Linked DNA regions of Homo sapiens: region 1 is linked to region 2. Evidence: read pairs that join two places in POLR2A ChIA-PET (ENCODE). Cell type or tissue: PC-3. All regions are shown on one strand. Each heading gives the region's core, and the rest is flanking DNA. Links, peaks and the distances in the headings are about the cores only.

Region 1 (5,390 bases), core at 332-5,331, 64 kb before region 2:
TAGAGTGACCACAGGGTTCCTCAATGAAAACCCAATATTTGAAGAGCCAACCAGGTGATTATCTAGGGAAAGAACATTTGAAACAGAGAAAACACCTACGCCAAAGGCCAAGAGAGGAGAGCATGCCTAGCTTACTTAGTTAACAAAAGGCAAGGGGGACATTGTGGCTAGAGCAGATAAGTGAATAAAAGTGGAGTAGCAGATGAGTTCAGAATGATAACAGGACCTTGTTATGTAGGACCCTGTAGACCTGTGTAAGGACTTTAGCTGTTACTAAGTGAGATGTGAAGAGAAGATTTTTAAGGAAAGGAGGGACATAATTTTATTTAAATTTCAATCAGGCTTTCTATTCCAGCCAAGGGGACATGACAGAGATGAGATTTACCCTTTGACCTAAAACAAGGAAACAACGTCAAAACACAAAATGCATGAAACAATGGTTTTCAAGACATGGGCACTGGGTAATAAAGGGCAATGTTTCCTGAAAGATAGGAAACAAATGAGGTGGGCACTTGATCGCCTCAGATATTGTCTGAAAAAATCTTCCAGACTGTGGCATGGGGAGGTTCCTCTAGGCAGACCACAGATGTCTTCCTGAGCCAAAGAGAGAGAGAGCTGGGAATTCTGTGAGGTCAAGGTGGCTAGAATTCCCAGGGAACGAATCTCAAGAGGAAGGAACCAAAAAGAACTTTGGAGATCTGCAGAACATTTTCTTCTATTATTCACATGAGAACACTAATGAGCACATGCTTATAAGAAAACTATACAAGGCTAGGTAAAAAGCAACCTGTAAGGATTAGAGGGGAAAATTTACAGAGCTCAAAGCAGACTGGACATAGTGCCTCTTCCCATCAGCCAGAGTGATTCACACATCATAAAGTAAGCTTATCAGAAGTGCTTTGCATCATTAATGTGGAAAAATTAGATCTAGCCTGAAATGCTGTTCTGGCTCTATCAAACAAAGCTTAACATAAAGACCAGAAAGATTCACCCCATTTCTAAATAACTGCTTCACAAAACAAAGCTCAAAAATAATTACAGGCCCACAAAAATATCTAGCACACAAAAGCGTGAATCACATTATCTTGTGTTCAATCAAAAATTGACAGCCAATCAAAAAAGCAAGAAAATTTGATTCATACTTAGGACTAAAAATCTGTTGAAAATGATACAGATGATAGAAGTAGTAGACAAGGCTATTAGAATAATTCTTGTAACTGTATTCCATAAGTTCAAGAAGCTACAGGAAAGACTGGGTATGTTAAGTAGAGATAAAGAAATTATGCAAAGACCTAAATAGAACTTCTAGTGATGAAAACTACAATGCTGAAATGAAAACTCCACTACATGGGAATAATGGACGATTATACATTTGGAATAGAAGATTAGTAAATTTAAAGATGTAGTAATAGAAATTCAAAATTAAACAGAGAAAATGTGACTTAAAAAGTATGAATCATTAAGAATGTTGAATATTGGCCCCCACTCTCTTCTGGCTTGTAGGGTTTCTGCAGAGAGACCCTCTGTTAGTCGGATGGGCTTCCCTTTGTGGGTAACCCGACCTTTCTCTCTGGCTGCCCTTAACATTTTTTTCCTTCATGTCAACCTTGGTGAATCTGACGATTACGTGTCTTGGGGTTGCTCTTCTCAAGGAATATCTTTGTGGTGTTCTCTGTATTTCCTGAATTTGAATGTTGGCCTGTCTTGCTAGGTTGAGGAAGTTCTCCTGGATAATATCCTGAAGGGTGTTTTGCAATTTGGTTTCATTCTCCCTGTCACTTTCAGGTACACCATTCCAATGTAGGTTTGGTCTTTTCACATAGTCCCATATTTCTTGAAGGCTTTGTTTGTTCCTTTTCATTCTTTTTGCTCTAATCTTGTCTTCACACTTTATTTCATTAAGTTGTTCTTCGATCTCTGATATCCTTTCTTCTGCTTGCTCAGTTCGGCTATCGATACTTGTGTATGCTTCATGAAGTTCTTGTGCTGTGTTTTTCAGTTCAATCAGGTCATTCATGTTCTTCTCTAAATGGGTTATTCTATAGCTCAGACCTTGTGAGTTTAAGTTGGTGTTATTTCTGTCACATACTGGTAAGATATTAATCATTTAGTGAATTACCTTTTGGCCATAATGTATTGACACTGATTCTGAAGATTGCAACCAAAGTTGTGAGTAGTTATAGAAAATTCAGACATCCATTGTAGGCCAGTGACAGAATGATATTGGGTTATGATACCTTTTATTTATTTATTTATTTATTTATTTTATTTTTATTTATTTTATTTTTTTTTTTTTTGAGATGGAGTCTCACTCTGTCACCCTGGCTGGAGTGCGGTGGCACGATCTCGGCTCACTGCAACCTCCACCTCCCAAGTTCACGCCATTCTCCTGCCTCAGCCTCCCAAGTAGCTAGGACTACAGGCGCCCACCACCACTCCTGGCTAATTTTTTGTATTTTTAGTGGAGACGGGGTTTCATTGTGTTAGCCAGAATGGTCTTGATCTCCTGACCTCGTGATCCGCCCGCCTCGGCCTCCCAAAGTGCTGGGATTACAGGTGTGAGCTACTGCGCCCGGCCGCCTGGGTTATGATATCTTTCAATGACCTTAACATTTTGATTATGCAGGATAATGATGCTGACTGCTATCATAAACACCCCTCCAAATATTGGTTTTACACAAAGTTTATATCTATGCAGTTCAGGCAGTTCCTGCTTTAAATAATGACTCAGGGCCAAGATCTTTCCATCTTATGATGCTGACATCTTTTAAAAATGGCAGTAGAAGAGGAAAGATGTGTGGATAATCTCATGAATGGTTTTTGTGGCAAGGCCTGGAAGAAGCTCACATTATTTCCATCCGCATTCTTTGGGGATGAGTTATATGGTCCCTACTTAAGTACAAGGAAAGCTAAAAACTGTAGTGCTGCTATGTAACTAGGAAAAGAGAATGTTATTATTTAACATCTGGCCAGTTTCCACTGTGTCACTGAAACATGAAGAGAAGTGTATTAAATTGAAAATAAAGCATTGTGAGACGTAAAAATAGTGAGTCATACATCATAGAGAGAGGGAGGGAAAGAGGGAGAGAAGACATTTAGATCTAAGCCAATCTCTATTTCTTTAATGAGGAGGAACTGGAAACTGATCTGAGAAATGTGTGTATGCGTAAAATTTTCATAACTTTGTTTTTAAACAGTTCAAGATAAAAAAAATCCCTGTAGGAATTATTAGAGATAACTGAAGTGAGAATTCCATACATGGGTATGACATTCAGTATTCAGATGCTCAGAATGGCTCAAATTAGGCACTGTTGAAAGCTGCTCATTTCTATCCAGGTACATGCTAAACACTACTTCATCTGCAGATTAGCCTGTGCTTGCTTCCTAAAATGTACAAGGGAGATATCAATCATACTTAATGCATAGTGACAGCTATGGATTAATATAAGTAACTCATCCATAAATGCTATCTTTTTCCTATATTTGCCATGATGTATCATCTTAGAATTGAAAATCTAGATCATTTTCATCACTGGATTATTTTGAGCACCTGGGCTTGGTTTTGTCTGTGCGATCAAAACTTAGCAATAATACATACTTATCTGCGTATCTGTGCCCAAACTCTCCTCTTGAGTTTGAAATGTTTCTTCAGTAATTTTTTAAAGTTCCTGATTGTTTTTTGTTGTTCTGTTTCTTCCTGTTTGAAATGACATCTAGACCAGAGGCAAAACTATTTAAGTCATGGCAACTTAAAATAAGTATTACTGAAAGAAGACTACTTTTCAAGGGGTATTGACTGTTTAAATTCCCTTCCTTGATGAATACTAGAGAGCTAGGATAATTTGAAGATTATATTACCTTTTCTTTGGTGGGTCAGCAATAAAATTATGATAATGAAATAGCTTGGAGTCCCTCATTACAGAGATCACTTAAATTAGTGAAGTACTACATGAAACCTTTTAGAACATTTGTAATGGTATGTATATAGTAATCTTTTATTTTTATCAGGGTCACTGCATTTATTAAAGGCATTTTTGCTTTTATAAGAATTGTATAGAAGAGTTAAAACAGCTTTTAGTATATTGACAATAGCATTATTCTTGCTGCTTCAGAGGCCTCATTTTCTAAAGATTTATGTACCCTTTTCTCACTCTGATGTGAAGAAAAGCAAGGAAATTGTATGCTGAGACTTTGAAATGTGTTGAACAATTTGAAAAAGAATTGATATAGTCAGCAAACAGTGCTGCCTGGTGCTTCTCACATGAGGCTTGTAATAAAATTGGCTACCAAATTGCAAGTAATCAGAAGAAATAGACTTGATTGTTCTTTCCACTTTAACAGGCATATTCCAAACTATTCAAAAGTTGAAGGGGATTTTTCTTCGGTCAAACCTACATAAATAGCACAGAATTTAGTTACTCACAAAACTATAAATGAGATGGGTGATTAAAGAAGATGGCTAGAGGTGTGAGAAGCTTTATATTGGAGTTATTTCTTGCCGTTAAACTATGTCTCTCTCACTTCTAAGTGGGAGCTAAACAGTGGGTACACATAGACATATAGAGGAGAATGAGAGACACCTGGAGACTCCAGTGGTGGGGAGGTTTGGAGGGGGGTGAAAGCTGAAAAATTACCTATTTGGCACAATGTTCACTGATCTGGTGATGAGTGCACTAAACACCCAGCCTTTACCACCACACAATATGTCCATGTAACAGACCTGCACTGCTGCCCTCTAAAGCTGTAAAATAAATAAATAAATAAATAAATAAAAGAGAAAAATAAATAAACCATGACTCTTCTCTGGGCCAAATTATTTGAAAGAAAATCTTTTAATATGATTGACTTCATGTTGAAACCACGCCACATTCAAACTGAGACTGGTTTCGCCAGTGGTTAGAGAATATACAAGGAGTGCTGACTTGTATCACTAACCATTCCTTTTGCTCTCTGCTTATGATTATTTCTGCAAGGCTCTGCAGCTTTTTGAGAGAAGTACTATTACCAGCTCTCTTTTTCAGATGAGAAAACTGAGGTAATGAGGGATGTTTAACTTGCTGACTGGCATACATCTAGCATATGGTAAAGCCAAGTTTTAAGCCCAATATGTAGTAAAAGAAAAGCCTAAAATTGTCTCAAGACTTAATCTCTATTCCATCAAAGGTCCAGAGTATTGACTTTAGAAAGTTCATTATATGTTCAATTAAATTCAGTAGTTTTGAATGCTTTTTTTTTTTTTTGCGTTACCCCAAGCAGTAGTGAGATGACAAACATAAAGAAGCAAGATTCCTGCCCTTGAATCACTTATAATCTAATTAGGGAAAAAATTTATAGACATAAAATGTAGAGTAAAACAATATCTTTTTTGAAAAAAGTCATATAAAAAAACA
Region 2 (5,390 bases), core at 241-5,240:
TTTTGCTACTAAATTCTGTAGAAGCACAAATCTGCTGGTAGAAGAAGAGATAAGGGACCCACAGTCTATAAGTTTGCATCCACAAAATAAAAGTAAATTGCTAATGGAAACTGATTTTCTATTGACAGTGACTAGCTTGCCTTGAGACATTAACTTTATCTTCACCAACATGTTTGAAAACAACCTATTGTATTATCCCTTATCTTCACCAACATGTTTGAAAACAACCTATTGTATTATCCCTCCCCTCCAAAAATTAGTGCTGCTCAGATTGACAAATCGTAAGTCAGAGCTTGCCTATATTAAGAGGCAAACGAATGAATCACATCTTCGTTGAGAGGATAGCTTGTTCCAGGCTCCAAAAGAAGAAATGAAATATGACAGACATGTAGTTTTCATTCAGCACATGTTTACTGACATATTTCATGTGTCAGACACTCCTAAGGCCCTGGGGGTACTGGAGAAATCCAGTACTTTTTCTTGCAATGCTTTCAAGCAATTGTTTTCTAATTTGTGACATGCCAAGCAAACCACTTTCTATTACCCTAAGGACTGATTAAATTGTTCTAGAAGGCAATTAACTCTTTGAGTAATCACTTCTACAGTACCAATCTTTTGGTACTTTTCCAAGTATCAAAAATCCATAGAACCAAAAGGATTTACTGTAAGACTTGGTGTTAGGATAATTTTGCAACCTGCATCATGGATTTCTAAAATGAATTCTCCTGAGTATATGCCTTGATTCCTTCCCCAAAATACTCAATATTTAACATTATAAGAATTACTATAAACATTTAAAAAATTAGGTGCATAATCAATTCATTTAATCTTTTCAACCTTTTTTTTTGCTTCGTTTCTGTATGGTTTGTATAAGATACCTACTATCCCCCAAAAAACTGTTAATTTAAAATGTCCTATTTATTTACAAAATCAGAGATGTTATAAAGTATGAGAGAATAATTATTCTTCACATAAATTAATGATAATCCTTGAATAATTTATCTGTTGGCTAATTTAAATAATTTTTGCATAGGTAAATAGGTATGTCCATCCCCTCCAATAAAACGGAACCAAGTGTTTTCTTCTAGCTCCACTCTCAGGCTGTGTATTCTGCCTGTGCAATTAAGAGTAATTGAAGAAATCTCAGTATTGGCCAGAGACAGATAATAGGAAAGGGCAAGAAGTAAAATTAAGGAAAGGGTATCAACTCAGCCTTCCCTGGATATTTTACCCCCAAAAGATAAACAGAAGACCAGTTTAGGCAGAAGTCAGTCTGTTGGTCTTCCAGACTTGAATGTATGGAATTGTGAAGCCTACATTATTTTAAGCTTCAACAAAGCAGGCCTCATGGGTCCCTTTGCTCCTTCTATGCAAAGTATTCCCTAGGTGAAATAAAAATAAGCTAAGGGAAAAGATCACCCTCATCATTTTAGCCATAGTGTTACACTAATCTTTCTTCCTAAGAGTCGGATTATAGCCTTAGGAAATTCACTCTGCTTTACTTAGTCAGCAACGTGACCCAGTACATGTAGTTAATTAAATAATAGATTAATTAATTTTAAAATTAAAGGCCAAAGTGAACAGGTTTCTAACGTGGCATAGTACAAACAAGATCCAAAGCCTTCTTCTGCAGCTGACCTATTTATACTAGGAATATACTATTATATACTATTTATACTAGGAAGCCTATCTTTGCCAGGCCCGAAGCAAGGATAGAAGCCTGGAGTACTGGGTTCTACCTAGAATGTAACAGAAAATTTGGATAATCTCAAGGTGACTCTTCCTGGGACTGAGCAATTCTCTGAGCCCCAGCCAATTTCTCCTGAAGCATTAATACCTCTCCTTCAGAAACTTTATTATATTTTTTTCCTTTACCTTTGTAGAGTACATATAATGAGTCTAAGAAAGGAAATTTGAGACAACTTAGGATTTTGATGAGTTTGACTCATGCTCACGAATCAAAATAAATTTGCTTGTTGAAATATTGGGAAGATAAGCTTGAGCTCTTATATTTACTTAATGTTTTCTTATTATTTTCAAGAAGTATGGATATTATTATTCTTACGTGTCATTGCAATATCCCATAAGGTTATTGTATTTTATTTTGGGATTTTTGAGGGTTTTATTTTGTTTGCCTTTCCAATGTGCAAATACATATAATCTGCCCCTTTGGGTAGCACTTGTGATTAATATACTACTCTCTTTTTAAATTATCTTGTATCTGCACCACTTCTAAATAATAATTGGATTGTGTGATCTTCTTTTTGGGTGAGAACATTCACCTCACATTCTTTCCCTGGGTGTCATAGGCTAGCTTTTTCCAATCTGACATATATGCACCAACAGAAAAAAAAAAAAAAAGGATGAAAAACAACAACAACAAAAAATATATACTCCCATCCATATATTTTCTGATTATATAATCTGCTATCTTTTATTCCCAAAAGTTAAAGTTTTAATCATGGCTTTGCTGTTCAGTTAATCAGCCTGAAGCTATGTTATTAAATGATATCTCAACAGTATTCACAGTTAACACTGAAGGCAAGAAAAAGTGAAAGCAATTAAACTACCTGTGGAACTTTTCAAAAGAAGACATACACGTGGCCAACAAACATATGAAAAAATGTTCAACATCACTAATCATTAGAGAAATGCAAATCGAAACCACAGTCAGATACCATCTCACATCAGTTAGAATGGCTATTATTAAAAAGCCTAAAAATAACAGATTCTGGCAAGACTGTGGTGAAAAGGGAATGCTTATACACTGCTGGTGGGAATGTAAATTTGTTCAACCACTGTGGAAAGTAGGTTGGCGATTTCTCAAATAGCTTGAAACAGAACTATCGTTTGACCCAGGAATCCCATTATTAAATATACACCCAAAGGAAAATAAATTGTTCTACCATAAAGACGTATGCACTTGCATGTTTATTACAGCACTATTCATAATAGCAAAGACATGGAATCAACCTAGATGCCCATGAACAGTAGACCAGATAAAGAAAATTTGACACATGTACACCATGGAATACTATGTATACATATCCATAAAAATAGAATGAGATGGGGGCCGGGAGCGGTGTCTCGCGCCTGTAATCCCAGCACTCTGGGAGGCCGAGGCGGGCAGATCACGAGGTCAGGAGATCAAGACCATCCTGGCTAACAGGGTGAAACCCCATCTCTACTAAAAATACAAAAAGTTAGCTGGGCGTGGTGGCGGCCGCTTGTAGTCCCAGCTACTCGGGAGGCTGAGGCAGGAGAATGGCGTGAACCGGGGAGGCGGAGCTTGCAGTGAGCCAAGATCTTGCCACTGCACTCCAGCCTGGGCGACAGAGCAACACTCTGTCTCAAAAAAAAAAAAAAAAGAAAGAAAGAAAGAAAGAAAAAAATAGAATGAGATTATATCCTTTGCATCAACATGGATGGAGCTGGAGGCCATTATCCTAAGCAAACTAATGCAGGAACAGAAAAACAAACCCCATGTGTTCTCACTAGTAAATGGGAGTTAAACATTGAGTACATATGGACACAAAGAAGGGAACAAAAGACACTGGGGCCTACTTGAGGCTGGGAGGTGGGAGGAGAGTCAAGATGGAAAAACTACCTGTTAGATACTGTGCTTATTACCTCAGTGACAAAATAATCTATACACCAAACCCCAGTGACACACAACTTACCTATATAGCAAACCTGCACATGTACCCCTAAAACTAAAAGCTAAAAAAAAAAGTAAAAATTATCAAGCCAAAGAATAATTGAAATAATTTACAGACTGTGGTAAGTGCTGCGAAGGAAGTGAAGATAGTTATGTGAAACCACAAACAGGTTGAGAGAATTAAATATTACAAGTGTTTTGGAAAGTGGAAATAAAAAATAAAATACTTTTGGAAAGCAATGAGTGAAAACAGCTAAGATAGCCTTCACCAAAAAAATATGATCCATTAAAATGAATACTTTTGTTTGATGAAATCCCTCAGAAAGCACCCAAAAGTGTAAACATGTTTGCACTGATTATATGTGAAAACTTATAGAGAGGCCATCTGGTTTATATTTTTAACTTAATCAGTTTTGAAATAAAAGTTTTATATATGTGTATGTGTATATATATATATATGTACATTACATGGCTTAAAATTCAAATTGTTCTGTAAAGCTTAACATACAGATGAGTGGTTATCTACTTCACACTACGCCATTTCTAATTTCTGTTCTCCAAAGACACCCCACTTTTAGCTTTTCTTTGAATGTGTTTTAGTCTGCATATTTAAAAAATAACATGCTTATACTGATATTTCTTTTCTTTTATTTTTTGAAAAAGGGTCTCACTCTGTCATCCATCCTAGAGTGCAGTGGCGCAATTATGGCTTACTGCAGCGTCAACCTTCTGGGCTTAAGTTATCCTCCCACCTCAGCCTCCCAAATAGTAGTCAAGACTACAGACATGCACCACCATGCCCAGCTGATTTTTGTATTTTTTTGTACAGATGGGGTTTTGCCATGTTGCCCAGGCTGATCTCAAACTCCTGGGCTCAAGCAATTCACTCGCCTTGGCCGCCCAAAGTGCTGGGATTGCAGGCATGAGCCACCACACCCGACCATTACTGGTATTTCCTGACTTTTCCAGTTTAGGTACCATCAACTCCCTCCCTACTGAAAGATGAATATTTTGTTTGCTTAGAATTCTCCCCCATACTCTGCCTACCACACAGATGTTTCCAATATTATATCACAGTATTGTTTAAACCAATATTCACTGTTTTCACCTCCTTGTATATTATCTAGAGAGCTGAACCACATAGTATGCTATGAATACATTTATTTACTTTACTATTTTAAAAAAAATTATTGGTGATACAACTTCTGAAACCCCTTGTGTATTTGTTGTAGTTTAGACTGGTTGCATGGGTGTTATCAGGATTTCCTTTTACCAGCCTCCTGGGAAGTAGCTTTGCTTTCTCATGTGTAGGCTCTTCTGTCTTCTGGATCATTCGCCTTTTTCCAACTTGGTTTTCTCTTTTTTGGTGGAGGACAAAAATGTTTCTGTATTGTTGCTTCTGTATAAGCTTCCTGAGAAAAGTTGCTTGGGTAATAAATTTTTGGTTGACTTATATGTCCAAAAACGTCTTTATTCTGTTCTCTTAACTGATAGTTTGACTATGCATAGAAGTAGAAGTTGAAAATCATTATATATTAGAATTTAAGGTAGTACTTAACTGCTTTCTAAATTCCACTTCTGCTACTGAAGTTTTCAGTGCCATTGTAATGTCTAGTTTTTTTGTATGTGATTTAAAAATAATGGCTTTATAATGGTATTATTTACATACCATACAATTTACCCAACTGAAGTATGAAAATCTAAAGATTTTTAATATATTTATAGTTGTGCA

Evidence for each region. Peaks named below come from ENCODE experiments on the same cell type or tissue, not always from the same donor. Only the 100,000 strongest peaks of a DNase experiment are listed, where the experiment ranks them.
Region 1: POLR2A ChIA-PET joins it to region 2 with 6 read pairs; 2 of 35 experiments call an interaction of 5 or more read pairs at or near these places.

The regions. Positions count from the first base shown.
Region 1 is chr2:141,339,151-141,344,540 of GRCh38, reverse strand. All of the region lies in intron 3 of LRP1B (LDL receptor related protein 1B), which reads left to right. Among named protein-coding and RNA genes, the nearest start is that of MIR7157, 760 kb to the right of the region's middle. In PC-3, for the core only: no CTCF peak of the experiment used is centred there; a DNase peak (open chromatin) is centred at 2,860; H3K27ac peaks cover 993 bases.
Region 2 is chr2:141,274,637-141,280,026 of GRCh38, reverse strand. All of the region lies in intron 3 of LRP1B (LDL receptor related protein 1B), which reads left to right. Among named protein-coding and RNA genes, the nearest start is that of MIR7157, 690 kb to the right of the region's middle. In PC-3, for the core only: no CTCF peak of the experiment used is centred there; no DNase peak of the experiment used is centred there.